2 separate regions of the Homo sapiens genome follow, and region 2 is linked to region 1. A link is a loop called in an ENCODE intact Hi-C map of the cell type or tissue named here. Cell type or tissue: PC-3. All regions are shown on one strand. Each heading gives the region's core, and the rest is flanking DNA. Links, peaks and the distances in the headings are about the cores only. Region 1 has its middle 40 kb from the start of MIR1302-6. Region 2 has its middle 26 kb from the start of SNX13.

The links. A loop is a pair of places that touch in the nucleus more often than their neighbours do. Peaks named below come from ENCODE experiments on the same cell type or tissue, not always from the same donor. Only the 100,000 strongest peaks of a DNase experiment are listed, where the experiment ranks them.
Region 2: a loop joins it to region 1, with 2.1 times the contacts of the local background. A loop is called at or near these places in 2 of 110 quality-filtered maps.

The regions. Positions count from the first base shown.
Region 1 is chr7:18,081,412-18,093,223 of GRCh38, forward strand. It overlaps a transcript of HDAC9 not described here. Among named protein-coding and RNA genes, the nearest start is that of MIR1302-6, 40 kb to the right of the region's middle. RefSeq lists enhancers at 5,355-5,903, 5,904-6,451. In PC-3, for the core only: no CTCF peak of the experiment used is centred there; no DNase peak of the experiment used is centred there; H3K4me3 peaks cover 2,399 bases.
Region 2 is chr7:17,960,447-17,972,258 of GRCh38, forward strand. It overlaps the pseudogene MRM3P2. Among named protein-coding and RNA genes, the nearest start is that of SNX13, 26 kb to the left of the region's middle. In PC-3, for the core only: no CTCF peak of the experiment used is centred there; DNase peaks (open chromatin) are centred at 5,345 and 9,085; H3K27ac peaks cover 2,388 bases.

The DNA of each region.
Region 1 (11,812 bases), core at 2,207-10,206:
CTTTACTAGAAATACAAAAATTAGCTGGGTGTGGTGGCAGGTAACTGTAATCTCAGCTACTTGGGAGGCTGAGGCAGGAGAATTGCTTGAACCCAGGAGGCAGAGGTTGCAGTGAGCTGAGATTGCACCACCACACTCCAGCCTGGATGACAGAGTGAGATTTCCTCTCAAAAACAAAAAATATTTTTTCTGGCCCTTTATCTTTTTTCTCTCCTTCTTGAAATGGTATAATTCAAATATTTTCTCTTTTGATGCTTTCCCATAAATTCTGTAAGCTTTCTTCATTCCTTCAATTTTTTTTCTGTTTTCTCCTCTTATTTACATATTCTCCTCTTATATATTTGCAAATAACCTGTCTTCCAGTTCACAGATTCTTTTTCTTCATCAATTTTACTATTGATGCTCTCTATTGTATTTTTTATTTCATTCACTATGTTTTTCAGCTCTAGGATTTGATTTTTAAAGATAATTTTAATCTCTATTAAATTTCTCATTTCATCATTTATTGTTTTCTTGATTTCATTGAATTATTTCTCTGTATTTCCTTCAAGTTTGCCAAGTTTCCTTAGAAGAATTATTTTGAATTCTTTGTAAATCATTTCATAGATCTCAATTTCTTTAGGATTAGTTAGTGCTTTATTTCCGTTGTTTGGTGGTGTCGTTTCCCTGATTTTTCTTGAACCTTATCGGTATGTATTGGTGTCTGTTAATTTGAATAAATAGGGACTTATTAAAATCTTTGCAGACACACTTTATCTGGAAAAACTTTTACCAGTCAGTCTGTCTAGAGATTCTGGCATGCTTTCTGGTGTGGTTCACAGGTAGAGTTACTGCTGGATTTCCCAGGGAGGCTGCCCCAGTGCCCAGGTCTATGGGGTTGTACCTGCGGTCTGCATCCACTGGGGTGGACATGTTGATTGAGTCCACGGGGGTGGCCCTGGAGCCTGTGTTCATGAGGGTGTTCCTACAGCCTGTGTCCATGGGATCCTGCCCCAATCCTGGGTCTATAGGGACTGACCTGTTACTGCTGTGTGCTTTGAGCTTCAATCTGCAGGGGATGGGCAGGCACTAAGATGGGGCTGGAAACTGGTCTGGCACTGGGGTGGCCCTGTGGCTGAGTCTGCAGGAGCAGGCCTAGGTCCTGGGTCCACTATGGCCAGTCTGTAGCCTGGGTCGGCAGGTTTGGTTCTGGAGTCTCAGTCCATGAGGTCTGGCCTAACATTGGGGTCTACTGGATTCTGAGTCTCTGGGTTATATCCTGGAGCCAAGGATCATGGGTGTTGGCTTGGTACTTGAAGCCATGAAAGCTAGCCTGGAGCTTGGGGTCTACCAGGATAGGCCTAGACCCAAGGTCTGCTGAAGCAGGCCCGAACTGTGGGTTCACTGGTGTATAGGACCACAGCAGATGGCCTGGGGGTGTATTTTTGTGCATGTATAGTTGTTCAGATTGATGTTTCTGCAGGAGTACAAGCACTGGAAAGTCTTATTCACCATTTTGCTGACATCCAGATCCTATAAACTTTCTTGAGGGGAAAAATTCCGTTTAATCCTATTCTTGCACGTCACATGTAGTAAGAACCTACTATGTTGAGGGCTCTGTGCTGATCTTTGGAAATAAAAAGTGAATGACTAACACTTCCAAATAAATTATGTAGATACTCTGCCCTAAAAGAAGAGGTCATATCTTTGCTCCGTAAGTGTGGGCTGCGCATAATGACTTCCTCTCAGAGAATACAGTATGTAAAGGGGAGGAAAAAGAGTAAATTTACAGTGGAGAAACCTGACAAACATTACCTCAGCCAGGCGATTAAGATCGTCATCAACAGGGACAAACCATGTTGCCTAGTATATACCCTTGATATAATGTAATGAAAATAGAACTTTATAATCTTCTTTTCCAAAATCCATCACTTTATTTTTACCATGAGAAAAATATCAGACAAATTACTACAGAGGGGCATCCTACAAAATATCTGACTGGGATTCCTCAAAACTGTCATGGTCATAAAAAACAAAGAAAGTCTGAGGAAGTGCCACAGCCAGAAGCCTAAAAAGACATGATCACTAAATATATTGTGGTCTCCTAGATGGGATCCTTAAACAGAAAGAGCACATTAGTAAAAGCTAACAAAAAGAAATCTGATAAACTACGGACCTCAGTTAATAATGTACCAATACCAGTTCACTAATTGTAGAAAATGTATCATACTAAAGAAAGATGAGAATAGCAGGAGAAATTGTGTGTGTGTGTGTGTGTGTGTATGTGTGTATGTGTGTATGCATGTATATTGTTCTCTATACAGTTGGCCATTGAATAACACAGGATTGAACTACATGGATACACTTACATGCACATTTTCTTTCACCTCAACCACCCTTGAGACACAAGACAAACGTTTCCTCTTCCTCTTCAGCTTATTCAGCGTGAAGATGAAGAGGATGAAGACATTTATGATGATTTACTTCTACTTAATGAATAATAAATATATTTTCCTTATGATTTTCATAATAAAATTTTCTTTTCTCTAGACTATTGTTTGAACACAGTATATAATACATATAGCATACAAAATGTGTGTTAATTGTTGATGTTTTGGGAAGGCTTCTGGTCAGCAGTAGGCTATTAGTAGTTTTTAAAGAGTCAAAAGTTATATGTGGATTTTCAACTTTGCAGGGGGTCTGCTCTCCTAACCCCTGTGTTGTTCAAGGCTCACTGTACTATCTTCTGAATTTCTCTGTAAATCTAAAACTGTTTTGAAAAATAGTCTATTAAAAAACTACAAAAAATGTGAATGAGTTATCTTTGTCCTCTTAGAGCTCAGTTGACAAGAGACTAAAACCAGGAAAAAATTATAATATAGTGTCATATATGCAATAATATAGGTTTGAACAGAGAACATGCCAACCCAACCAAAACTTTTAAGATAAATTATCTTTTCAACTAAATCGTAATTTAAAAATTTGAGTCTCTAGTAGCACGCAGCATGTATCTTACTCAAAGTCAGCATTCAAATGTCTAGCAGAATGATGAGGAAGACTGCTCCCATTTGTGAAATGACCTGGACATGGGATACTTAAATAATTAGACTTAAGTGAAGGTTAACTATGCCTGGTATCACCACCCTAAAAGGTGAAAATAAGTTTCAATTCAAATTTTGCCATATACATCTTTATTACACAAAATCTGTTTTAGATACCCAGTGAAATCCCAGGGGCATTTCCTTTTATGTGCTTCAGCCATACTTTACATGAAAGGTTTCTTGAGAGACAATAGAGGGAGAATTTTCCCCTTAAAGTCAATGGTAGGCAAACAGAATCATTAAAAAAAAAAAAAAAAAAAAATCAGCCTAGACACTAAAGTAAGGCCTCGTCTCTAAAAAAGTTAGTCCCAGATACTACTTGGGAGGCTAGAGGATCACTTGTGCCCCGGTCAAGGCTAGAGTGAGCCCTGATGGTACAGCTGCACTCCAGCCTGGGTGACAGAACAAGACCCTGTCTCAAAATACAAAACAAAACAAAACAAAACAAAAAACCCCCACAAAAACCAAAACCAAAACAAACAAACAAAAAAAACCCTCCAAAAACTTAAAGGCTGGACACTTGACCATTTCTTAACTCCATTTTGAAAGGTAAAGGGTGAAAGGTCACTAGATAGTTATATCTGGCATATATACAAATCAGAAATATCTCTACTTGAGTCAATATCATCAATTTCATCCATGAAATGAGAACCCATTACTACGATTCGTCATGCTAACGAACAGAATCCTCAGTGTGGATAGAAAGTTAAGCAGAAGCTCTAGCACCAACAGCCTTTGGAGTATCTTTATTATTTTTTATTTTTAAATTTTTATTTAAAGCTAGCTGACCACTCCTGCAGCGTGAATTCCTGATTAGAGCAAAGTGAGGGATAAATCTAGCCATCATACACTTTTATCCTCCTAAGAATGCTGAACTATTTTAAAAGTACAGCTACCATACCACTCCTTTTCTCGAGTTATCTTGCTGTTATGAAATTGGTAGTCTGGCTTTATTCCTGAGGTTTTTGTTTGTTTGTTTGAAATGGGGGTTTCACTTTGTTGCCCAGCGTGGTCTCGAATTCCTGGGCTCAAGCAATCCTCCAGCCTCGGCTTCCCAAAGTACTGGGGTTATAGGCTTGAGCTACCGGGCCTAGGCCCTAATCCTAAATTTTAATCTTAACTCTGCCACTGTGAGACCTTGGGCAAATCACACTACTCCCATGGATCCGAGTTCTCTCCTCTAAAAATGAGGGTACTGGGTTAGGTCTTTCTTGATCTTTCCATCCATATAATTAATCTATAAGCTTAGCTGTGTTTTAGCTGACGTAGAGGAAAACCATAAATATGAAAGCAGAGACACCAGCTTTAATTCGTTTGATGGTCAAATTACATACACCATAAATATTAGCCTCTTTGAGTGATCAACTGTTAGCTTTAGCCAAGTATGTTTAGGATTACACTTAAAAAAATATTTTATTGTTGTACACTTCATAAAGGAATCTACAGCTACTAGTGATGCTAGTATAGACTTCATTTATAGCAGAAAAAAAATCCCCAAGGTAAGAATACTAACCACTGAAGGAGATCACCTCGTTAATTCTCGGCCCTTCTAACTCTGCTTGCCTTCTTTCAGGGTTGGTTTCAGAGCGAATGGTCCTCTCTGTTCAGCCTTAAAACGCGGCATACCTAAGTCATGTTTCCAACAGCAGTCACCATATTCCCTCACGTTTCCCATTTGACAAACCCCAAATGTAGCATTTTTTTCTCTTAAAATTCCCTTGAATGATTCTTCAAGCTCCACGCATCTGTGGGGACGTTCCAGGTACCGCCCCACAATGCTACCTCCTCTTTAAAAGAAGTCGTTCAGCTGGGGCGGGCTGGCGCTGCGTGGCGCGCACCTGAGCGGCCGGGGCTCCCCGAGCCACGGGGGGCGCGAGAGGGCGAGGCAGCGGCCTGGCTTCTCCCCAGCACCGTTCTCTGTCACGGCCGCCGCCTGACCATCACCCCGCGCCTCGCGTGGGCATGTCTCGCTTCAGAAATCCCAAGTCGTCTTAGGTTCCCTGGTCCTTCCCCTGGGGGGGAAAAAAAACGCTGGTGCAGCCCAGAGCCCTTTTCCGCTCCACCCCGGGATGTCCTCGCTGCCCTCCCGCCTCCCGCGCGTCCTTCCCAGCGCGTCGGCCGCGCGCCCAGGTGTTCCCGCGTCCGTAATCCCCTCCGGCCCGCGCCTCCCGGCCCGCCCTGCGGGTCTCCAGCGCCTGGGCCCGCGCTCTCGCCGCGGGTCCTTCCTCCTATCCCCACCCAGCCCCGCCCAGCCTCCGCGGCGCTGGGGCTCCCGGCCGAGCCTCTCCTCCCACCTCCGTCCCCTACTTCCCTCCCCAAGAAGTGCTATTTTTAGCAAATTCTCCGCGCGCCGCCGCCCGCTCAGCTCGCAGCTCGCAGCCGCCCGCTGCCGCCCTCCCGAGCCCCCCCCGCGCGGCGGCGGCGGCGGCGGCGGCGGCGGCGCGTCCCGCACATCGCGCAGCGCGCACCGAGCCGGCCGCGCCGCGCCCGCCGCTCTCGCCGCTTTCGCCGCGGTCTCCTCCTCTAGCGCCCGCCGCGGCCGGTAAATCTCGGCTGGAGGAGCAGCGGCGGCCCCCGAGTCAACTTTCATTCCCTTTTTGCTTCTGCCTCACCATTCTCTTCTCCTCCTCGAAAGATGGCTGTTTGGAGAAGGGGGAGAAGTTAAGAGGTCGCCAGCGCGGAGCGAAGGAGGGCGCGATAGCCTCAGCAGGAGCGGGCGGAGGTGAGTGGCACCACGGCAGAGTCCCCGGCTGGTGCTTGAGGAAAGCCCTGGGAATTGGGGGCCACCGGTCCTCAGGATGCGCCGCGGTATTCCCTTCTCGGGTTCCGCAGGTTAACAGCATCTCAGTCCGGACTCTGATGCCACTTGCCTTGCATCTCGCAGCCCGGAGACCGGTGGGTTTAAGGGAACCTTCGTCAGAAGTTGGGTGCTAGGTCATCTTTGTGGCATGCAGACCCTGACATTTGGCTAGGCAAACTGAGGCGAGCGGTCGGTGGCGTGATTCTCTCCCGCCCCCAAACACACCCAGTTTATGTTGGAGCCGAGCTATGAATGAAAAGTTTGTACTGGCAACGTGTTGCTTGAGGGGAGCAACGCTTATTGGGGGGTACCTTTGATGTTTCGTGGAGGACTTCAGTTTTAAGTCAATACATCAGAATCCTGGGTTTTAAGAAAAGTTCAGGAGGCTGGGGGATGGGATGGGAGATAAAGCAGTTCCTTGACTAGTGGAAGGAGAGTGATGAATCGTAAGCTTATTAAGGTAAACTGGTTAATTAGATGCCATACGAGGGTGTCACAGTGGGGACTAGAGGGAACGGAGGACGGGGGCGTTCCCTGAGCGCCTAGCAGGCTGCGTTTGTTTGGCTTTGAAGCCGTTATCCCCTTGTCCGCAATGAGAGGTGCTGGTGTCAGGCCTGTGTGTCTGTGATGTGACAGAGCGGGACTGAGCTCTCTCCAGATCCGAGGCGCGGTTGTCAGGAGAGGTGGCCTGCAACGGAGAGCTGAGGATGCAGTTCCTGTGATGTGGACTTGGAGAATTCTCTAGTGAGTCTCCTGTGCTCCAATTTCAGGAAGATCTGTCAATTGTTTTTTCTTCCAGGGAGGTGTGTGTAATCTCCTAAAAGGAACTTTCAGCTTTAAGTAACTGTAGCATTTTGAAATCCTATAAGAAATGAGATATCTACATATATTCATTATTTCATGTATGTGGGGTGTGTATGTGTGTGTGTAAAATATGGGAAAGGGGTAAGAAAGGCTTAAAAAGTTTAACTTCTACCAGAAAAGAAAGCGAAGAGTTAATTTTTTTCTCCCCAAATGGTATAACAATGCATATACAACTAAATACTCTTGCTGTGCTGAGATTTCTCATAAGGAGTAAGATTTAGGAATTACAAGTATTCAGAGCACTGTCATGTTTTCAAATCTTGCAGGCACTGTCGAAATCTGGAAAAAGGGAGTACGTACATAGAAAACCCATATTAAAGGAAAAAAACATTGAAAATCTCCCAAAAGAAAACCTTATGACATTTGAAAAGGCCTGGATGTTTTCTGATGCCCCAGAAATCTTTCTAATCCTGTAATTAAAAACAGCACAGAATAAGTTGCATTTAAGAAATCAGCAATCATGTTTAAAAGATATCTTTTGACCTTCTTTTTCGTACTTTTGATTTTTATTATGGAAATTATTGTGACTGAAAATTTGTTGTTTAATATATTTGCCTTTTACCACAGATAATTAGTCTTCCTTATCCTTTTAAACCACTGTTCCAGTTTGGACCAATTTAATTCCCCAAACATCAAATTACTGATGTTCCTTCTGGAAACCATTTATGTTTAAAATGGCTAATAAGAATATTATATTTCCAAAACAACATAATTTAGTCAGTTGTAAAACTTGCTTGTAATTTATTCTCATCCATTTTGTTTGAATGGGGCACATTTGAAGAAGAGCAGCATTTTCTTAGAATATGCCATTTTCTGTGTGGGAAAAAGCTAGTGTTTTCATATATGTTTTAGCTATTAAACAGATGCATGTAAGGTGGCAATCCTGTCTGACCTTTGATAAACTGCCAGCCAGAGGGAGAGAGATGCTTTCTTAGCTGTGCTAGTGAATTGATAATCTTTACTACAAAATGGACACGGTTAGATGCACATAAGGTTGTGCAGAAGGAAGTTAAGGAGTTTTAAATTAAATACCAGTTTATGGGTAGGAGACAGATTTTTTTTTTTAACCTTGATCTTCCTGTTTCTTTCTTTCTGCAGTTCAGCCTGTTGGGCTGGCCTTTATTGGAGAGTCAGACCAGCACTCTGACTAGAGAGTGTTTAGCACATTAAAGTGCTGTCTTTTGTAGAAATAATGATGGCTCTTTTGCAATTAAAAGGTAATTTTATACATGCTTATAGATTTTTGTGATTGTTTGGTGACCAAATTAAGCATAACCGTTATTATGGTAGAAAGAGTTGTTTTATGAAGTTATTGCCACTATATATAAATAATTATATATTTAAGATATAGATGAATTCTATTTGAGGTTTAGGAGTTTTGAATCTTAAGGCCAGCTGACCAGATATAAACCTATTTAATTAACTAATTTGAATGACACCAGAATTCAGATTTTTATTAATATCTACATCTAGGTTTATGTAGCTTTCCTTTCTTTTTATTAGAATTACTTCTTTTTTGAATTTGTTTAAATATTACAACATATTACATTATAATTTGTACACACTCAGTGGGGAAGGTGCAGGTTATTCTTAAATAGAGATGTGGAGAAATAGCTAACAAGGAGAGTCATTTGAGAAACATATGGACATCATAAAATCCTTCTGTATGTAGCATCTGTACCTTCTCATTAGTGAAATATTGTAGTTATGGACATTTTTTGTTATTACATCCAAATGTGGCTTTTTATTTTTGCTTCATTGGTTTTTTTTTGTTTGTTTTAAAATACAATTTGTATTACTGTTTAAGTTGGTGGGGGCTCTTACTGCTTGAAGCCTTTTGCTTTCAATAGACATCATACTTAATTTTTATTGCATGCATCTGCAGATATATACAATTGTTTCCCAGTTTGTTATTATAATTCTTACACTTTTTGGTGATTCCTCAAAACATTTGAGAGATAAGTAGGGTGACATATTGTTCTCATTTTAGGAAGGAGGCGGCAGGTACACTGATATACCCAACGTTACACCATAGTGAATCAGTGTGAAGCTGAGCTTAACATCTATATTTCCTGTATTTTAATTATGAGAGCAAGCTGCTCCTGTGTCTTATGATAACTTCATAAATTTATGTATTTCTAGATTTTTAAAGTGGTCATCTTTATACATGTGCAGATCAGATTTTAAATCAGTCAATATAGTCATAAGGGGATGGATCATACTGTTGGCCTGTTGATGGGAGAGAACCATGACTCTAATAGCTACTGCTGAAATAAACAAAGAAGCACACACACCTCTGCAGAATATTTGTTCTTGCAATCAATCCATAGTCCACATATTTCTCTGCCCTGCTGGCCTCACCCTATCAACTACCTACTGCCCTTTTACTGATCAAAGCAGTTCTTAAAGTTTATCAGCACAGTTGTCAAGCTTGAGGATCATCAGCCTCACTGGCAAGAAAAGTCAGAACCTGATTTTTGGGAAGAGAGAGTATTGACGGGGGACAGTAATGGAGTGTTCACTCCAGAGGCAGCCAGTAGTGGTCAGAGATCATATTCTGGGTGTCGGGATGTCTATTTCTCTCATCAGCTCTGCTTCTTTGGCCGAACTTACAGGTATCAAAGTGAACAGAAGGTTTATGGAATTATCTAGTCATTTCTTTCCATGTAGATCTCATATCTGAATAAATCAGACTTTTTTTAAAAAAAAGAAAAGGACAGAAACTTGTTCTTTTTCTTCATCTCACCAAATCTCCTCTCCTTCAAATCCCACTAGAATTTTTTTAGGATAATTGCCCACATGATTTGTAACACTAAAGTGATAGACTTCTGATATTGCATTATTACACTTAACAGTGGAATATATTATCCAGCTTGCAGAAGGAAGCATTGTAATTCTGTAGATAATGGTAATATGTAATCTTATGCAAGTATTTTTGAATAAGCAGACAGTACCAAGAGCTCTCCATTAAGCTAATATGTATATTCTTACTCTTCCATTCCCTAAATTACAAATGGTTTATAGGAGCTCATCCAAATCATTAAGTATCAAGTACTGAAAAAAAGTTCAGATGTGGTTTCCTGTTTACTATGGTGAATTTTGTTTAGAGCTTCAAAGAGAGGAAAACTACTATCTATTGTTTGCTGCACCAGAGAGAGTATAACGTGTTTCTGGTGAGCTTGAGGAGCATTGAGGTTGCTGGAAATGGTACTTTCTTCACATCTCTACAGAAGCTGTGATAAGAAGGAGATGGGTGTGGACTGGTTTAGTTCTAGTACAGTAGTGATGACTGGAATTTGAAGTGACCACTGAAAGGGTAAGATTTGGATAGTCTGTGTGTCACTCAAGGTATTCAGTAGCAAGTCATGGAAACTAACTTAGTTAATATAAGCATCAAATAAATTTATTAGAGGATATTGACTTTGTTTTCTCTTGCTGTGTAACACATTTCCACAAATTTAGCAGCTTAACACAACACCCCTTTATCATATCAGTTTCATTGCTCAGAAGTCCACACATAGCTCAACTAGGTCCTCTGGCCAGAGATCTTCTCCCATGTTGGCTAGGGCTGCAATCCCAACAGAAGATCAATAGGAAAAGATCCACTTTCAAGCTCTTTTCTATTATTGGCAGAATTTATCTCATAGTGGCTGTAGGACTGAGGCCTCCATTTTCTTGCTGGCTGTCATTCAGAGGCTGCCCTTAACTCTTAGAGGCTGCTGTTATTCTTTGCCATGTGGCCCTCTCATAGGTACTGTTACAACATGGCATCTTACTTTTTTAAAGCTAGCAAGGAAGTCTCTCTTGCTCCAGTCTGATAAGAAAGAGTCTTATATACTATAATATAATAGTGAGAGAGTGACATCAGGCTATACAAGGGCATGACTCCTTGGAGGTCAGCTTAGGGTATGTCCACCACATTGACTAGCTCATAGAATCTCTGGTGTAGGGTGGGCACAGTGGCTTATGCCGGTAATCCCAGCACTTTGGCAGGCCAAGGCAGATGAACTGCTTGAGTCCAGGAGTTCAAGATCAGCCTGGGCAACATGGCGCGACCCTGTTGCTACAAAAAAATGCAGAAAAAATTACCTGAACGTGATGGTGTGTGCCTGAAGTCCCAGCTAGTTGGCAGGCTGAGGTGGGAGGATCACCTGAGTCTGGGAATTTGAGGCTACAGTAAGCCATGATCGTGCCACCATGCTCCAGCCTGGGCAACACAGTAAGACCCTATTTTTCTTTCTTTCTTTTTTTTTTTTTAAAAAAAAGAACCTCTGGTAAAGTCAGCAGACCTGACTTTGAAGCCACTCAAGTAGAAACAAGGCTCCAAATCCCTCTGCAGAATTTGTCCTGTGAGGTACTGCTGCTGTCGCTGCTGGCATATAGCTTCTACAGTTGAATGTGGGCTCTATATCATAAAAGAGAGGATTCTCCACATATAATAATGGGGTCCCATTGTCCATTGCCAAAAAGAATGACAGGTGTCCACTGCTGAGGGAAAGAAGAAAAAATGATTGCTTAATGAAATGTTTGAGTTTTTGGCCAGGATAGGCATGATAGCCTTCTAGGGATGGGATTGAATTGGAAAGTGACTGAAGTCATGATGACTTCTTGGAAGAGAAAACTCTTCCAGGATTTAGGAGAATAATGGTAATGAGGGTCCATTTATGAGTGGTAGTGATAAGAAAGGAGTAGAAAACCTTTGAAAGATGAATCACTACACATACATTAGTCTGGGTATTGACTTAATTAGTCCCTAAATATATTCCACGCATGAAAGACTTTTAAGGGACTGATTCCACTAATCCTTGCAGGGAACCAGCGCTGTGACTTGGAGGCCTGCAGTGTGGTCTACCCTCATTTTATAGAAAGGAGTAGAGCTAAGGACCATTGTACTATATTTGTGGCCCAGTGACTATAGGGTGCTATGTAGTGGGTTGGGGACTATTGAACACACCCTGTGCTCTAAGCACTTTGCCAGACACATTTTATCTATTTTGTATCTCAAACTCTGGCAGTTTAGTTTATATTTCCCTAGTTCTGCCTCCCTTCTCCCCTGGCAGGTGTGTGG
Region 2 (11,812 bases), core at 2,251-10,250, 120 kb before region 1:
GAATATGAAGGGAAACTCCAAATAAAGAAAAGCTAGGCTAGGCGCAGTGGCTCACGACTATAATCCTAGCAGTTTGGGAGGCCAAGGTGGGCAGATTGCCTGAGCTCAGGAGTTTGAGACCAGCCTGGGCAACACGGTGAAACCCCATCTCTACTAAAATACAAAAAATTAGCCCGCCATGGTGGCATGTGCCTATAGTCCCAGCTACTCGGGAGGCTGAGGCAAGAGAATTGCTTGAACCCAGGAGTTGGAGGTTGCAGTGAGCCAAGATCATGCCACTGTGCTCCAGCCTGGGTGACAGAATGAGACTCCATCTCCAAAAAAAGAAGAAGAAGAAGAAGAAAAACAAAGCTGGCCAGGCGCAGTGGCTCACACCTGTAATCCCAGCACTCTGGAAGGCTGAGGTGGGCAGATCACCTGAGGTCAGGAGTTCGAGACCAGCCTGGCCAACATGGCAAAACCCCGTCTCTGCTAAAAAATATAAAAATTAGCTGGGCATGGTGGCACACTCCTGTAATCCCAGCTACTCAGGAGGCTGAGGCTGGAGAATCTCTTGAACCCAGGAGGTGGAGGTTGCAGTGAGCCGAGATTGCGCCATTGCACTCCAGCCTGGGTGACAGAGCAAGATTCGGTCTCAAAAAAAAAAAAAAAAGCTAATGAGTGGGAAGTAGACTTACATGACATAAAACATACTTTAAAGCCTCTATAATTAAAAAAGTAGAGTGTAGATGCAGGAATAGAGAGACCAATAAAACAGAATACCAGGTCCAGAAATAGATCCAACCAAGCACATAAGAAATTTAGTAAATGATAGATGTGGAAGTTTGTATCACTGGGGGGAAATGATAGTCTTTAACAAAAATTGTATTCAAATATTAGAATTTTGGAGCCAGGTGCAGTGGCTCATGCCCCAGCACTTTGGGAGGCTGAGACAGGAGGATCACTTGAGGCCATGAGTTCAAGACCAGCCTGGGCAAAATAGTGAGACCTCGTCTATACAAAACATTAAAAAAATTAGCCGGACCTGGTGGCATGTGCCTGTGGTCCCAGCTACGGGGGAGGATGAGGTGAGAGGATCACTTGGGCCTTTGGAAGTTGAGACTACAGTGAATGGTGATCCCGCCACTGTACTCTATCCAGCCGGGGCATCAGAGCAACACTCTGTCTCAGACAAAAAAAAAAAAATTTGAAAAAAGACAAAATTAGATCCATACTTCATCTATTCAAAAGACAATTCTCCAAACACATCAGGTATCCAAATGTAAAATATTAAATCATATAATTACTAGAAGAGAACATGAATGAGTTCATTTAAGACATGAATGTCAGTGCCGCTACACACATGATCCCATACCAGACACTGTATATAGGTGATCTCAATGAAAAGTTGCTCAAAACTCAGTGAGGAAGATACATTGTCATCATACCCACTCTGTCGATGGAAAAACCTGATGCAGATAAGCTATGAGATAGAAGGCCACATATTTCCCTGGGTGGTCTCTCTCAGCCTGATCATGTAAATTAACACCTTATATTCATAGGGATATTCAGAGTCTAAAGAAGATTTTAAGAAACAAGGTATCATACCCATTACAGGCAGCCTTGCAGCCTTCTTCAAATTCCTCATGCCACAGAACCTGCAGTGTAATGACACTAGTTAAGTCCAGGCCTTTTCGGGAAAAGCAAGGGAAGATACTGCCGAAAGGTCGCAGGCTCATTGCAGACGATCTGAAGGCTGGAGCTGTGCTGAAAGTTTTCTTCTCTAGCCATCTATAATACATAAAGAAGCTGCTCATCGATAAGCTGAAGGGTGTCAGCTTCATTAAGATGAAATTCGAGGACATCAAGGATTGGTCCAACCTAGTAATGCCACGAGAATAATGGGGATTTTTGCCAAACCTGACCATGCTAACATGACATATCCAAAGACTCAGCTTTAGCACTCACTGCCTTTATTATTGATTTGTGACAATCTCTGCGACCCTGGGAACCTGGGGACAATTCTGAGATCTCCAGCTGGGGAAGGCTGCAGCAAAGTGTTACTCACTTTGAAAGGATGTGTGGATGCCTGGGAGCCCAAAGTGCTACAGGCGGGTATGGGTGCACATTTCCAAGTGCCCATTATCGATAATCTGAAAACGAAACAGTGCCAAATTACCTGCCCCCTGACACCCAGGTCTGTGTGGCTGACAACTGAAGCCTTTATGCTCAGGCTCAGATGTCTAATAAAGCCAGTGACCATGGCTGGGTGTAGGATTGGCGATTCCTGAAGTTTCACAAGTATGAAGAAAAGCAAGGTCTAGAAACTGGAGCCAGTAAAGGTTTGCTGCCTGTTATTGAGGTTCAGAGTTATGACTTGGACTGGACAGAGGCACCAGCAGCTGTAATGGTTGGTGGCGTGACCTACGGCATGATCCTGGAATCTCTGTAGTTTGCCGAGAGCCCTGCGGGCAAGAGGCTGCTGATCCCTGTTGCACCTGGAGTGGACAGCCTCAACTCAGCCATGGCTGCACGCATCCTGTTTTTTGAAGGGAAAAGACAACTGCGGGTGAGGGCGGAACACTTGAGCAGGGACAGGAGTTACCACGGAGAGGGGACAGAAAAGTGAGTTCTGCTGAGGACATCTCCAGCTCCCCCTATGCTGGCACATCGTTAGGAGGCTGGCAGAGTCGGAAACTGTGGCCTCTCAGTTGGTGACTGTGGCCTCCATGTTCAGGAGGCAACAGGTAAGCATGATACCATCATATGGTTATAGGAAAAATCAGAATTTCCATAAATTTCTGCTATTCCTCAGAAATAACAGGTCAAAATCCTTCCTGAGAACCCCCATCTCTTCACTGATTTTGAGGTTATATCTTATTCTTTTCCTTGGTGACAATACAAATAGGGGATCCACATGGCTCTGTATGTGTGTTTTTAAAAATTGTCCACTGAGAAGCATTTCGTGCCCAGAAAGCTCCTGAAAGCATCATCTCGGGCAGGGAGGAATTTGCTCCACCAGCTGGTGGGTGTTTTGCAATCATCGAGCACTGGTTATAGGTCATGGCCAAGTCACTCACATGTGATCATTGGTCAATGGTAAATAAAATAAAGTGTAGAACCAGCAGATTACATTGAAAAGTTTTATTTGTGTGATCAAAAAAATAAATAAAATAAAACAGGAATGTAGGGAAATCCTTTCTAACTATGACTCAAAATCTAGAAGCATTAAGAGAAAATATTTTACTTTGCAGCTCTTATTGCCAAAGGGATTTTTATCCAGTGGAAGGCTGACTTCACCAGAGCAAGAAAAATCAGCCAGAGGCATCTGGGATGAATCTTGCAGCTACAGGACCAGCACCCAGACCATCTGTGAGATTTGGGCAAAACTGTGCTCATCAAGTGCAGCCTACCTCTACCCTCACAGTGTTGCCCACTTCATTCAACTGGGATTTTTTTCTCTATTAGTACTCCACCAAAATTAGAGCCTCTAGTCTGTTTCTCCAATACCCAGAGGCCCTGCATAGAATTTACTACCATTTTCCTACCAAAGGCCACATCCTATTCCGGAATTCCCCATACTATTAGTCGTTAACTAAGGACCTGCTTTAAAATAATAACTCAGAACCAGAATGCCATCAAATTGACTTCCTCTGGTACTTACACTTCCTTGTACATATTTATACCCTGATATGACATGGACCCCTTGCATTACCTGTCATCTCTAATAATTACTGCACAATTGGTTCTTCTCAAATAATGACTCCTGTTAGGACCAAGACCAGGGCTTCTTTCAACTTTGCATTTTGGACTACTAGCTTGGTTTCCTCAGTTTTTTACCTGCAGTGAAGTCACTCTTCTCAGTGATGCTTTTCCCACACTATCCTGCCTTTCCTTTCCTGTGTCCAGTCCCTATTGCTAGAATTAGCTAGCTTTCTTTAATCACCAAATTGCCTTTTATTATGCTGTGGCAGACATTATAGCGCTCACTTATATCTGTTCTTTCTTTCTGGAAACGTATTGCATAAAACTTCCCTGTCCACCTTTTAGTTAGGTGATATTGTCTTAGGTCAAGTTTCCCAGATCCAATCTGTAAGACAAGAATGTATATGCAAGTGATATATTAAGGAAATATTCTCAAGGAAGACTGTAAGGAAGTGATAGAAGCAAGACAGAGAATGAAATAAAGCCAAGCAAGGCAAAAGTCCCACACATGGTAGGCTTTAGGAAGATCCTACAAGAGAATTTTGGAGGGAAAACAATTTCTCAGAGTTATCCCAACCTGAAGCAAGGGAGCTGAGCTAATATTCCTGTACAAAACAGTCTCTAATCAACAGCCACAGACAGGCACGGTGGCTCACGCCTATAATCCCAGCACTTTGGGAGGCTGAGGCAGTCAAATCACTTGAGCCCAAAAGTTCGAGACCAGCTTGGGCAACATAGTGAGAGTCCATCTCTACAAAAAATTAGCCAAGCATAATGGTTCTCACCTGTAGTCCCAGCTCCTTGGGAGGCTGAAATCACTTGAGCCTGGGAAGTCAAAGCTGCAGTGAGCTGTGAACACACCACTGCACTCAGCCTGGGCGACACAGTAACACCTTGTCTCAAAAAAAAAAAAAAAATCAACAGCCACTTCAAAGTATGCACCAGGCATTTCTGGCTCTTGATGCAAAGGGGCTCCAGTAACCCAAATGGAAGCTATTGAAGAAGAGTCACAGGTGCTGGCCATTGAACACATGCCAATCAGGGATTTAAGCCAATGACAGACATTATCTGTTTCAGGTCTCAAGTGAGTAGTTCTCTGGCCAATGATTTTTGAATGGAAATTATTGTCACAGTGAATTTCACTTTCCGTGTGCACTCCTCCAGCAATTTTTTCTCCTTCCTTGTGTCAATCTAGAAGTCTATCTGCTTTAGAAAATGCAGCACCATAAGGTGGTAGAGTCTGGTCAGATTGCATCTTTGAGTTATGGAGGCAGAGCCTTCTTCTGACCTATGTTAGACATTTCTATTAAGTGAGGAATAAACTTAGTATGTGTTTGTTATTATAGCACATCCTCTCCTATCCTGACTAATACATATCCCATATATGCATTTTTCATTCAAAAATATTTGCTGAGCAAATATCATGTGCTAGATATTATGCTAGAGAATATAAAGACAAAAAAGAAATGTTCCTTTTCCTCAGAAAGCCCCTTATCATAATAGAGTCTAGTTAGTGCCATGATAGAGATATGTGGTGGGACCCAGAATGCTTTGTGAACAATGAGTAGGAGACTCTAAAAGAGACAGCAAGGCCAGGCAAGTCTCCTTAGAGATTCCACATGAGTCACATTATAAAGCATGAGTTAAAATTAGCTAGAAAAATAAAGGGGCTGGGAAAGGAAGGTCAACAGAAGCAGCCAGAACATGAGATGCAAAGTTCTGATTTGTGAAGGACAGGATACACTGATGACTCACTAATATATAACAATATACAAAGTAGTATTTTGATATTTTATTTGTTGTAGCTTGGCCTGTCAGATTGAACCACAGACTAGTTAATTGACAGGAAGTAATTTCAAATGATGAGCTAGTTCATGACCTAAAGCAAATTATTATTTTACTTCTCTGTGTCCTGTTTACCTATTCTGAAAGATGAAAGTACTGACCTGCTTCATAGAGATGTTGTTTAATTACTCTTCAAAGTTGCTTTGAAAATATCAAGGCCTTCTCAAACATAAAGTACTAGTACAATTTCCTTAGGAGCTGTGCTAACAGAAGAAAATGTAGGTTTAAATCTTTAGACTGGAATAAATCTAAAGAAGAAAATAATTATTGATTCCTTTCCACTAGTATTAGAGCAATTTCTACTGATACGTCTTTAATGATCTCAGGATAAAAAAAAAATGGTAAAGGTATGATTATTCCATGACAAGAATAGGAAAATTTTTAAAGTTACCACCCCTGGGCCGGACGTGGGCTCACGCCTGCTATGCTAGCACTTTGGAAGGTCAAGGTGGGCAGATCGCTTAAGCTCAGGAGTTCGAGACCAACCTGGACAAGCAAAACCCCATTTCAACAAAAAATTAAAAAAATTAGCTGAGTGTGGTGGCGCATGCCTTTAGTTCAGGTTACTTGGGGGACTGAGGTGGGAGGATCACTTGAGCCCAGGAGGTCGAGGCTGCAGTGAGCCGAGATCCTGCCACTGCACTCCAGCCCGGGTGACAAAGTGAGACCCTGTCTCAAGAAAGAGAAAAAAGTTACCATCACTGGAAGGGGCTTCCAGGGAAAAAGTACTCAGATGACCCATTTTACCCTTTTAAATTTAAATACAGATGATCATGATAACTAACATCTAATGAGCAAAATAATATGTTCTAGAATGGTTCTATGTGTTTTTCCATGTATAATCTTTGGAAATTATCTAGGCAACTTTATCTCTAGATAGTAAAAAACCTAGATAGGTTTATTATTATCTCTGTCTTGCAGACAAGGAAATGCAGGCACAGAGAGTTTAGCAATGTGCCCAGGGCCACTCATTATATTCCACGGTACTCATGATATTCCTGAGTACTTGTGTGGCTCTGAGAAACTCTGTTTCTCTGTGTCTTTTTAAAACATCCACAATTTTCCTTTAGGGCTCACGGGAAGAACAGTACCTTTAAGGTATTTCTATACTCGTGGTAAAATTTCTGCTTATATGACCAGATTAATAAAAGCCGTTATCTTAGAAGGCAAACTGTATAGAAAAGTTCATCTGAATTCAGCTTTTCCCTGACCACTTTTATTGACATTACTCAGTTGACCCGTCTGTTTCCCAATTTAGCTTCCCTCAAGATTGTGGGAAATTTCTGATTTTTCTCAGGAACAATTGTGGATATGACTTTTTTGTGCACCACTGTTTCTGAAACTTCTGCCCACATTTAATGCCACTTCCTTATTAGGAATTATAATTATTAATGTCACTGTCTTACTATTGTCCCTAATTTGTCTCTAGAATTGAGACAAAACTAGAAAGCCTGCCATAGTTTCATTTCACTTACCAGACCAGTCCCTGGCTTTCTTCTTTGCCCATGCTGGTATATGACATTGAGCAATAATACACACTAAAATAATCCCCCATATTTTCTGTTTTTTAAATACCAATAATATGCACCTTCCTGTAGCGTATTTTTAGTGTTCTCAAATGTATTGAAGTATGGAAATCATCTGTGATCTACATACTGAACAAACAATATTAGTATTGCTTAATGTTTCCCTTCATAGACTTTTTTCTGAGGCCCCCATTCAGACTACAGCATTAAAGAAAAGCTAATGTCAATCAAAATTCAAGTGAATTATAACTAGCAGTGTGTGAGCAGTATAATCGATTAGATCAATCTGAAAAGATACAATTATGAAAGCAGAATTGTGTCTGCTTCTCTAGTGGGCATGTCTAATTATTTTTATTTGCATGGAATATTAGTCAGACATTTAATAATTAAATATAGATTCACTTATAGAACAGCAATGCAAACAATAGCTAATATTTATTGACCACTTACTATGTGCCCAGCAGCGTGCTAAGCATTCAGTTTGCATGATTATCATCTAATACCTCCCAAACTCTATAACCTATATCATATATATATATATACATATATAAATAGTCCATATGCTAGTTGATACGCTGATTGATAGATGGCAGAACATATTCCCATTATATAGACTGAACAGATGTTTCATTGATATGGTTTTATGAGGGCTATGAAAATTTATCTCGTCGCCCTACATTAACATGCAGTTTTCGCACTTATCACCTATTTCATGTAGAAAATATCTTTTGTTCTCTAAGGGTTAGATCATTTATTCCAGCGAGTTCTATCAGGAAAATTAGCCTGACATTTAGCAGTCTTTAGCAAGAGTCAAAATTTACCAGAATGAACCGTAAGGAGAGATTAGAGGAGGAAAGGATTGTACCTGGGGCTTAGGATCTTTATCAGTTCAAACAACAGCCAACAAAAAGACAGTATTAGGTTGGAAGAGGCATAATTGGGAGTACAAAAGAAGGAAAAAGAAAAAAAGAGTCACAACTTTGGATTAGAATCATAATATTGGCTAAAGGCAGATATAATTTCCATTTCACACAAAGGGAAATTAAGAGATCAATAACCACACAAAGTTACACAGGTGGTAAAGCCTGGAATCAAATTCCAGGAGCCTGGTTCCAAATCCTTTCTACCATTTTTAAAAAATTATTATTATATAAGAGTGCTGCCTGGATCCGTTGTGTTTTTTCACTGCAAAAGGTGAGATGACTTCCTAAACCCTTCTTTAATCAGCCTAAATCTATGTTTTCTCATGTCTTTTGAGGTTCATGGCTAGCATTGGGTAAAAGCAGTTAGGAAGAAAAGCTAAAGCAGTATAGCCTAGTAACGAAATCTATGGACTCTGGATTCTAAACTTTTTGAGTTTCAAATTCCAGCTTTATCACTTACTGACTTTTCTTTTGGACAAGTTACTTGAACTCCTGCATAGCTTTCCTTATCTGTAAAATGAGCACAATAAGAATGCTACTCTCATGGAGCTTTTTTAAAGGAAAAAGTAATACAAACTGCAAAGCATGCAGAAGAATCCTTTTCACACGGGGAATGCTCAAGTCATGTTGCAAGGTATTTCAACATAAATGGTAAGACACTGTTAGGACTGGGCATGGAGATGAAAATCACAAAGGCAATGAGGATAGAAATCCTCTAAAATAGACAAAAATGGCTTCATGAAAGTGACAGAAGAAACAGAGGAGATGCAGAGGTATGTGTTGGCAAGCTGACTGAGCAAATAAGGTGTAAGTGTTAAATAATGAGGAGGAAAAGAATGCAGTTTAACGTGTAGAAATTTCTAGGGAATAGGGAGGAAGCTTGCTTTGCCTACATTTTGGCTGTTTATAGAAGCAGTGGAAGGCAAGAGCTTCACAGAGGAAACTGTAAGAGATGCAAAGACATGGGAAGAGTTTAGAAGAGATGGAAGGAAGCTATAGAAACAGACAGGATTAAACACAGGTTTTCCCTCAGAGGACTGGGCCATGGGGGTTACAAAGAGATAATGGAAAGGAATGTTGAAACAGAATTTTATGGGAGGAAATGAGGATAATAAACTTGCCCTGGGAAAGTGGGTGGGGAGGATAAGAATGAGGAATTATTAGAGGAGAAAGAAGTAGGAAATTATATTTGGCAGAAAAGAGTCAACAACCTATTTTCCATGCTCTGACAGGCTTAAACATAAACCAGGTACGTAGCCAGGGTTAAGAATTCGAGTAGTTGGCCAGGTGTGGTGGCTCACTACTGTAATCTCAGCACTTTGGGAGGCTGAGGCGGGAGGATCACTTGAAGTCAGGAGTTTGAGATCAGCCTGGCCCGCATGGTGAAACCCCACCTCTACTGAAAATACAAAAATTAGCCAGGCATGGTGGTGGGCACCTGTAATTCTAGCTACTTAGGAGGGTGAGGCAGGAGAATCGCTTGAACCCAGCAGACAAATGTTGCAGTGACCCAAGATTGAGCCACTGCACTCCAGCCTGGGTGACAAGAGCGAAACGCTGTCTCAAAACTAACTAAATAAATAAAATAAATTAGTCAGGTGGCAGACAAAGTAGAATTTTTCAGAGGACGTATTAGCGTTGGCTCTCTTCTAAATCTTCATCTCATAGACCCATCTGCTTGACCCAGAAAAGCTCAACACTGCCATGACATACACACACAGACTTAAGGCTTGATCCATGATGTGCATGAGTAGTTAGATGTAGAAATCCTTTTTCTACTTGTGACTGGGTGAAAATTTGGGGTAGGAATGGCTGTTCTCAATTTTTGAAACTGTCTGGGTTCTTTTATAGCTACTCCATTAATTTTAGGGATTCTGACAAGAGTATGGTTTTAGAGTAACCTAGTTAAGGAGGTGAGATATTAGCTTTCTAGACCTCACACAAATTAACTGTTTTATTTTATTAATTTTTTTTAAATTTTTTTTTTTTGGAGATGGAGTTTTGCCCTTGTTGCCTAGGCTGGAGTGCAATGGTGCAATCTCGGCTCACTTCAACCTCCACCTCCCGGGTTCAAGTGATTCTCCTGCCTCAGCCTCCCGAGTAGCTGGGATTACAGGCATGCACCACCACACCTGGCTAATTTTGTATTTTTAGTAGAAACGTGGTTTCTCCATGTTGGTCAGGTTGGTCTCGAACTCCCGACCTCAGGTGATCCGCACGTCTCGGCCTCCCAAAGTGCTGGGATTACAGGCGTGAGCCACTGCGCCCAGCAATTTACTGTTTTATTTAAATTTGAGTAGCTCACACAGTGAACTGTTATGACAGTGATCCTACTGAGTGGTAAAAGCCTCTGACCCACAGTGTATATGTAAGTGAAGCAGGAAGACAAATAGGTTATGATTGAAAGAGCTGGGCTGAATATAATATAATATAATATAATATAATATAATATAATATAATATAATATAATATAATATATACTTTTTTTTTTATTTTGAGACAGAGTCTTGCTCTGTCACCCAGGCTGGAGTGCAGTGTCATGATCTTGGCTCACTGAAACTTCTGCCTCCCAGGTTCAAGCAATTCTCCTGCCTCAGCCTTCCAAATAGGCTGGGACTACAGTCACACACCACCATGCCCTGCTAATTTTTGTATTTGTAGTAGAGACGGGGTTTCACCATGTTGGCCAAGCTGGTCTCAAACTCCTGACCTCAAGTGATCTACCCGCCTTGGCCTCCCAAAGTGCTGGGATTACAGGTATAAGCCACAATGCCCAGGCTGAATATATTTTTGTTCAAGGAATTTAGAACATAAGACATTCTAAATAATTTGACCTTTTGTCTGTGAATAATTTGCATATGTTAATATATTAAATATACTTTCCCAAAGACTATTTTAAAAAATATAGCCAACAGATAATAACATATATAACATTTTTACTTCTAGTAATCTTGTACTGTACTCATTCAATAAAAACCTTTTTTTTTTTTTTTTTTTGCAGAACTTCCAAATTTATAGAGACATAGACTCTACAGATAAAGGATGAAATGGACTCTATAGTGAAGGTCTTTGGTGTACATGTTAAATATGTGAGATTTAAAAATCTTGGACTGATAGGGTCATTTTTATATTAGATATTGAACTGAATTTAAATCTCAACTCTAGGTGGCAGTTTACACCATCACTTACTTTAGTTCTTTTAACAAGCAGTAGATTCATTCACAGTTTTTCCATGAATGCATAATTTTGTGTAAAAATTAGTCCCTGGCTCTCGGTATCTGTTAAAAATAGATTTGATTTTAGGAATAAAATCATGGCTTGAGATGCAGGTTTTCCATGTATCTTGTCATTCTTGGTTTCATTAAGCCGACAGAATAAAGCAAAAGAAAATAGATAAAAATGAAGGTTTTAACCGAATTTTTTGGAGAAATATAATATTTTAAAATCATAGCAATAGTTCTACATCAAAGTTGTGCTTCTATCGTGCAGAATAGATCTTAGTATGAATAATTTTTCCATGAATACCCTGATTTTCAGAACTATCAAGGATATTTGAGATTCTGGGTTTTCTGAGATTGTTTAAGCGTATTGATTTAATTGAAGGAAAAACTGTCCTACAGAAAAGGAAAATGACTCATAGCTGTGTTTCTTTGCATCTTATTGATGAAAATAGCCAAAGCTGGAGTTTAATTGGGTTGTCAAGGACCAAAATACTCAGGCTGCCCAATTAAAAGCAATATATCGGCAGGGCGTGGTGGCTCACGCCTGTAATCGTAGCACTTTGGGAGGTCAAGACGGGCGGATCACCTGAGGTCAAGAGTTCGAGACCAGCCT